2 separate regions of the Mus musculus genome follow, and region 2 is linked to region 1. Evidence: chromatin contacts called from ENCODE Hi-C or POLR2A ChIA-PET data. All regions are on one chromosome and are shown on one strand. Each heading gives the region's core, a stretch centred on a gene start or an enhancer-like site at or near the end of the contact. The rest is flanking DNA. Distances are from core to core; before and after follow the strand shown. Region 1 holds the start of Hnf1aos1 (a long non-coding RNA gene). Region 2 holds the start of Sppl3 (signal peptide peptidase 3).

The links. Hi-C counts contacts between places; a loop is a spot of excess contacts on that map. ChIA-PET counts read pairs that join two places held with the same protein, here RNA polymerase II (POLR2A).
Region 2: POLR2A ChIA-PET joins it to region 1 with 11 read pairs in Patski. The contact joins the promoter of Sppl3 here to the promoter of Hnf1aos1 in region 1. A Hi-C loop is called at or near these places in 2 of 37 maps with a recorded cell type or tissue (both heart). POLR2A ChIA-PET finds 5 or more read pairs at or near these places in 3 of 5 experiments (Patski and embryonic stem cell).

Annotation. Positions count from the first base shown.
Region 1 is chr5:114,966,712-114,970,088 of GRCm38, reverse strand. Hnf1aos1 (a long non-coding RNA gene) reads right to left here and starts at 1,346. Exons shown (of 6, transcript XR_878697.3): 1 at 52-1,346. All of the region lies in intron 1 of Hnf1a (HNF1 homeobox A), which reads left to right.
Region 2 is chr5:115,009,850-115,013,329 of GRCm38, reverse strand. It overlaps Sppl3 (signal peptide peptidase 3), which reads right to left and starts at 1,806. Exons shown (of 11, transcript NM_029012.2): 1 at 1,715-1,806. The coding sequence starts at 1,737.

The DNA.
Region 1 (3,377 bases), core at 97-2,596:
CTGATCCGCCAGGGCCTTAAGCATCTGGCAGGGTACGCTTGGGTTTCTTACCTGGGGCAGATGGAGCTGAAGGTGGCAGTTTCCCTGCATGGCCAGGTGCTGCTTGCCCCTGACCCCAGCCTGGTCAGATAGCAGGGTTAGAGGCCTCCCCATACCAGACCCCCCTCTTCTGTTGTCTGGCTCCCCATCTCCTGGAGTGCTGAGTGGGTCCCGATTTCAATGCCTCCCCCGTCTCTCTCCTCAGCAAAGCCGTTCTGGTTACTAATTACCCACGCACGCCATTATTTCTTTTGTTTTATAAATTTATAAATAGCAAAAGGCTCTGATAAGGCCTGTGATCATTAACTTGTCGGGACGGTGGCGGGGAGATGCCCATTTGGGGGTGGAGAACGAACAGGAACACCAAAGTGAGGGAAAGGTAGCTTGGGGGCTGTGGGGAGTACTACCACCCCCAATTCCCCAAGCCTCCACAGTTTCCCTGAGATTATCGCCCGGCACGCTATTTTCTGTAGGGATTTCTGCTGTGCCTAAATCCCCATAATATAGAGATAACCGCCCCCCCAGAAGGAAGTGGTTAATAAACACGCTTTACAGTAGGGAAACTGAGGCTTAGACAGGGAAGGCGCCGTGGAGGGGCCTGAGGGCTGGCTGAGGAGTTTGGGGACAGTCTCACAAGAATACTCCAGAGGCAGCCTTTTTTCTGTCCAAGGTCCTGATTCTGACTTGGGGTGGGGGAGGGCTGGTGGATCCCGGCATTTCTGGAAGTGTCCAGAAGCCTCCCTGGGCCTTGGGCAAGGGGCAGAGGAGCAGTCAGGCCCCCTGACTTGGCAGAAAGTGGAGGGCAAAGGGCTGCCTCACCGCAGGGGAGGGGCAAAGGGCCGAGTATTGCCAGAACCAGGGCACAAGAAACCTGGATAGGGTGGAGCTGGGCCTGACCTGTCTTGGGGCCCCAGGTGGGGCTAGGGGCTTAATATGAGGCTGAGGGGCCAGGGATGCCAAGGGTCTTCTTACCTGGCTAGGTGGGACCTCTTGATCAGCAGCCCTCACGGTGGGGGCAGTGGGGGCTGGAGGGGAGCCTGGTCCAAAGCAGCTGGAACAGAGGTCAAAGTGCTCCCTGCAGGGGAACAGGCAGAATCCTGGAGGCAGAGGGGACAGGGGCGGTGAGGAGGATGAGATGGGAGAAGAGGGCTGGGGGAGTTGGGAGGGCAGAGGAGCCAGGAAAAGAGAGGGTCTCTCAGCAGCTGGGAGAAAGGGGCAGGGGAGAGAGGCTGAGCGGGGAGGAGGCTAGAGTGCTGTCCCTCCCAGGTTGCTTTTCTTTAATGCTAACAGCGAGCTATTTGCTTTCCATTTAAATTCGAGATGTTGCTATAAATTATCAACCAGCTCCTTGTTCCTGCGGAGTTTATAACTAACTACCCGGGTTACTTATTGTTCAGGTAACAAAGGGGACCTGAAAATGTCCCCAGGGACAAAAAGTGGGGCCTCTAGTTTCAGGACCAGGGGTGGGGGTGGGGGGGACCCTCTGGGGAGAGGGCTGGAGGACCCCCATGAGGGCCTGGCTAGTGGGGAAGTTGAGGCTGGAAGAGGCGGTGGGAAGGACTAACTCCCCACGGGAACTGTTGATTCCAAGGTCTACCTTTGGGAGAGGGAGAGGTGGGTCTGGGGTCTCGGATCCCACCCCCACCCCTTTTGCATCATGTGTGAGGCCACGGCAGACACCTCAGCTCTCCTCGCAGAGCTCCATCCTTTATCTAGTGTGTGACCTTGGGCAAGACCCTTTTCTCCCCCTGCACCAATGCCAGCAGGTAGACAGAGTAAAGGCAAATTCTCTATCTTAGTTCTAGTTCTGTGACTTCCCCTCCCCCCAGCTTCCCTAGTTCGATCCATCTATCGCTCCTTATCCCCTCTTTTGCGCCCTGATGCTGGCTTTGCCGGTTCTGGATGCGCACACACTTTGGTTTCCGCCTAGCATTGCCTACCTTAGTCTTTCTGCTCGGGCGGGACCCCTTTCTCACTTCCTCCTTGGCTCTTAGCTCCTTGGCTTCTGTCTCTGCATGAGGGCTGAACCCCAGCTCCCCTTTGCTGTTTCTGCCTGCTTTCTTCTGACCACTAATTGTCTCGTTACTTTATCTGTCTCTGTGTTCATTCCTTGTCCCCTGGTGTGAAAACATCTTGAGGGAAAAGTTTGTGATGTCACCACATACCAGGCATGAGTGAGCGAGAGCCTAAACTTCCCCTCGCACACCTCCTACTCCTCCCTGGGGAAGCACTTGGGACCCAGAGTCCTATCCTGGATGCCCTTGCAGGACCTTCCTATCCACCAACTGCTTAAACCCCAACCGTGCTGTTTCCTGATGCCCTCAGCCCCAGCCAAGCAGCCTCAGGGTTCTCCCAGCCAGGAACTCAGCAGCCAGGTGGCAGGCAGGATGCTTCAGCGGACAGTGGCTTGCCTTGGTTCCCACGCCAGCTTTGCAGCCAGTTAGGTGGGCACTGTCCCTGAGTCCCAGTTTCTTCTGCAGAATGGTGAAGACAGCACTCAGCCACAGGTTCAAGAGCATGGCACACAGCTAAGCAGGATCACATTTGAATGGTCCCATTTTACAAATGAGCAGAGGAAGGCTCAGTGAAGCAAAGGGACATCCTTAAGTAGTAAGACCAGACTTGGATGTGTGTGATGGCTTCATCTATGTCTGCACAGTGCTCTCGAGGTCCATGTTATCTCGGCATGTTTACTACCGCACCCCCAGACATTCTTACTGCTTGGCTTGATGGGAAATTCTTTCGCATGCCAGCCTTTGAAATTCACTGGGGCTTAAAGATGTACTGAATTCAGGTTTCCCTCTGGACAGTTTCTAAAACATACACACACATGCTTGCATGCATAAGTATATACACATGTATGCACACACACACAGGGACAATCATATACATGCATACACACACAGACACACATTCATGCACACATGCACGCACACACACACTGACACACAAGCACAAGCCTTCCCCACCCCCAGACACAAAGAAACATGCACACACACACATACACAGGCAGGTACATACAAATAGACTTACACAGACACACATGCACACACACATGTGCACATACAAACACACAGGCACAGCACACACATGCACACAGACACACAGGCAGGCATACACAAACACACACACACAGGCACAAGCAGAAGCACGTGCACACACACACACATATACACACACAGACAAGCAACCACACACGCACCATACACGAACCACGCATGCACGCATGGCAGGGACTCAAGTATGCCAGACTAGCCTCAAACTCAATGTATCAAGGATGATTTTGAACTCCCAACCCTCCTGCCCTTGCCCGCCAGGTGGCGAGTTTATAGACCTGC
Region 2 (3,480 bases), core at 557-3,056, 43 kb before region 1:
GGCCTACCTACCCATTAAGGCACTTTCACCTTCAATGTTACACACAGGACATCACTCTGTGGCTCCAAACTGGGGCTGCGAATGTGTGTTGCACACAGCACTTTCCCCAGTTCCTCATCACTGGTATTTTTTTTTCAACCAATCCATATTCTTTTTACAGTACAGTTCAAAACCAAACCAAACCAACAAGGCAGCCATGAGGATTCACAGAGGAGTCCTCGTGGGGCAGGACAAGCAAGCTCTAGGTGTTGCCAGTGCCCATGGCAGCACCAACATTACCTAGTCCATCTGCAGGTAAGAAACTGAATCCCACCTGCCATTGAGATGCCCCTCCCTCACTGCTGCTCACAACTATTAGTCTGTCCTTTTAAACCACAACTGGAGCCACCAAAACCCAACTTTTCTTTTAGTTATTTCCTCTCAACTTCCCAGTTACCTTCTTTTTCAGATTGTGCATACATCGCTGCCGTTTGCATTACTAAAGCATGTTCGATCACTAACCCTCCATCAGGACACAGTGAGCTCCCGACTTAGCATAACCATCCCTTGTTTTCGTGTATAACCCGGCTCTTTTACTGTCTCCCTATGGTAGTTACAGCTCACTTACGCTCCCAACACTTGACAGTTTGCCCCGTGCTTTGGGAAGGTAGCCACACAATCTGTACAGGTTAGGGAAAAGGCAATTCTGGTACTTAAAGGTTTAGGGTCAAGGAATGAAGAACTAACTCACTTTTCCGAAGGTAGCCACACAATCTGTACAGGTTAGGGAAAAGGCAATTCTGGTACTTAAAGGTTTAGGGTCCAGGAATGAAGAACTAACTCACTTTTCCAATTACAAAACGAAGCGGACCTTCAACCCCACTCTTCGGAAAAGTCGACAGTTCTGGTACCAAGCCACAAGTGCTTGAAACCATCTCCGATCTCTTAGGCTGCAGCGACCAGGTTCCCCGCCCGCCCGGTACCTACCACCAACCCACCCATCTCCTGTTTTCTCACCCTCAAGCCACAGCTCAACTACACCATTCCCACTCGCCCCCGGTACAACCAACCTCCTTCCGCGGCAAACACTCCACGCCTCTGCCCTTCTCACCTCTTTCCCCCCAAACTTGGACGCATCTGTCACCTCCCCCCTGTAAATCACAAGTGTGTGTGCCTCAGCCCTAAACACGCTGCTAAAAAAAGTCCCACAGGCAGGGGGACTCAACCTGGACGGACACACACACACATTCCCGTGATCGAGCCCTCCACCCCCAGAACACCGGCCAGCACTCTTCGAATCCCCAGAGCAGAGTACCAACCCCTTTACAAAGACTACCCATGACCCCGCTGCTACCGACGACTTCCTTTACAGAATGTGGCCATCCTGGAACAAGACTCCCCCTCTCCGCTGTGCCAGGGCTCGATCACGGGGCCGCAGGGCCTCTGCCCACCGCGGAAGCGGTCGCTCCCGCCCTCACTACTTGCAAGTTGTGCCTCTTACCACCTGTTCTCGCCGAGAGTGGGGTACACCTTCGCCCGGGCCCGTTCTCTGCCCACCCTTCTCCAGCTTCCCCCCTGGCCCGCCAGCACCCGCGCCAGTCGGTTCCGCTGCGCGGCTCGAATGACCGCCCCTCCCCCGGGCTCGGAGGACGCCCAGCGGCCCGCACCCCGAGCCCCGCGAGCACCTGCGGCCCGGCCCGGCCCGGCCTCCTCGTCCCCAAAAGCCCGCACTCACCACGAATAGGTCTGTTCCGCCATGGTGCTGCCTCTCGGGGGCTCCGCGGCTCGCTCGGCCGGCGGCAGAGGGCGCGGCCGGGGGCCCCGGCGGCTCGCTCCTTCACTCGCTCGCACGGAGGACAGGCAGTCGGGCTCCGACAGACTCCGACGGGCCCCGCTCCCTGGGCCCCGGAGCGGGCGCGGGCCCCGGGCTCCGCGCTCGGCCTCGTCAGCCGCGGCGGCGGCGGCGGCTCCGCTGCGGCTCCAAACCCAACATGGCGGCGGCGGCGGCGGCGCGGAGAACAAGGGCCCCGAAACGGTGGCTCGGGCCCGCGCTCAGTGCGCGCCGGGCCGCGGGAGCGCCGCGCTCGGGCGGCGGCGGCGGCGGCCGGGGGACATGGCCGGCGGCGGCGGCGGCAGCGGCGGCAGCAACGGCTGAGGGGGGCGCTAGGCGGTGAGGCGAGGCCGCTCGAAGCACACCCGCCCGCCGAGGGAGGAGGGAGCGAGCGAGCGGGCGGGGGCGAGCCCGGGCCGCTGGTCACGTGCCCAAAACACGCTCACGTGACCCCGGCGCCCCGCCCCCTCGCGCGCGCTGCCCATGCGCGGAGCGCTCAGCCCAGGTCGGCTCGGGGCTACGGTTAGCTGCAGCGGCCGCCGCGCGCTAGGCCCCTTGGGCGCGCAGTGGTCCTCCCCGGTGCGCGGCGGTTGACTGCCACTCAGCTGTCAACCTTCCATCATCCACCGTCGGCTGTCCCTGGGTCCTCAGCTGCCAGTCAACTGTCAAAATGCGGACAGAGCGCTGCATTCGGGTTCCCGCGCTGCGCGGTCCCCCTCCTTGGTTTCTGCAAACGTCCCTTCGCGGCGCCTGGTGCCAAGTCAAATGCTACCATGCTCGTCTTCATAGAAGCGATCAGCGGGGTCCTTGTTGGGTGCCAGCTAGGCGTCAGCGCCTTCACCTAGGCCCTTGTCCTTACATGCATATTCTCAGGGAAGAGACATAGGTGGTTCGAGCTGGCTAAAGCACGAAGATTATTTCAGAGTCATGGGGCTATTAATAATGGAGAGCAATTAATAGAGACTAAAGGAAGGGTGCAGGCTACTTTGATAGGGTGAATGGGCATAACTCAGTTGTTAGAGCGTTGTGTGTGACCATGTGTTAGGAAAAAAAATTTAAAAACCCAGGCCTAGTGGTGCGTGCCTTTAATCCCAGCAAAGGCAGGCAGATCTCTAAGAGTTTGCGGCCAGCCTGGTCTACATAGTGAGTTCCAGGCCAGCCAAGAATACATAGAGAGACTCTATAATGAGTTAATGAAAGACAGGGAGAAACGTGAAGAAGCATATAGCAAGAGATGAGGAAACATATTTAAGCTACACAGTGTATGTTTCTGACCACATGACATTCTGGAAAAATGACTATGGAAACAGCAAAAAGTTCACTGGTTATCAGGCTGAAGGGACACGTGGAGGATTTTTAAAGCAACAAAACTAGACCACGAGACACTGTACTCCCAGAACTGTAGTAGGTGGGCCTTGGGGGGAGGGGTGTATACTGAGCAATAGATCAAGGTCATCCTCAGATATGCAGAGAATTTGACTTACAGACTTTGGCACAAAGTTTAAAGCCAGCCTGAGCTAATGAAATCTTGAAAGAAGAAAGAAAGAAGAAGAAGAAAGAAAGCTGTGGTGGACCAGAGACCAACCTCAGGAACGTAGGCCTGAGGTAAAGACAGGATGGTACAATGAACTGAACCCCCTCCCCAAAGGCATTGGAGAACATTTTCTCAG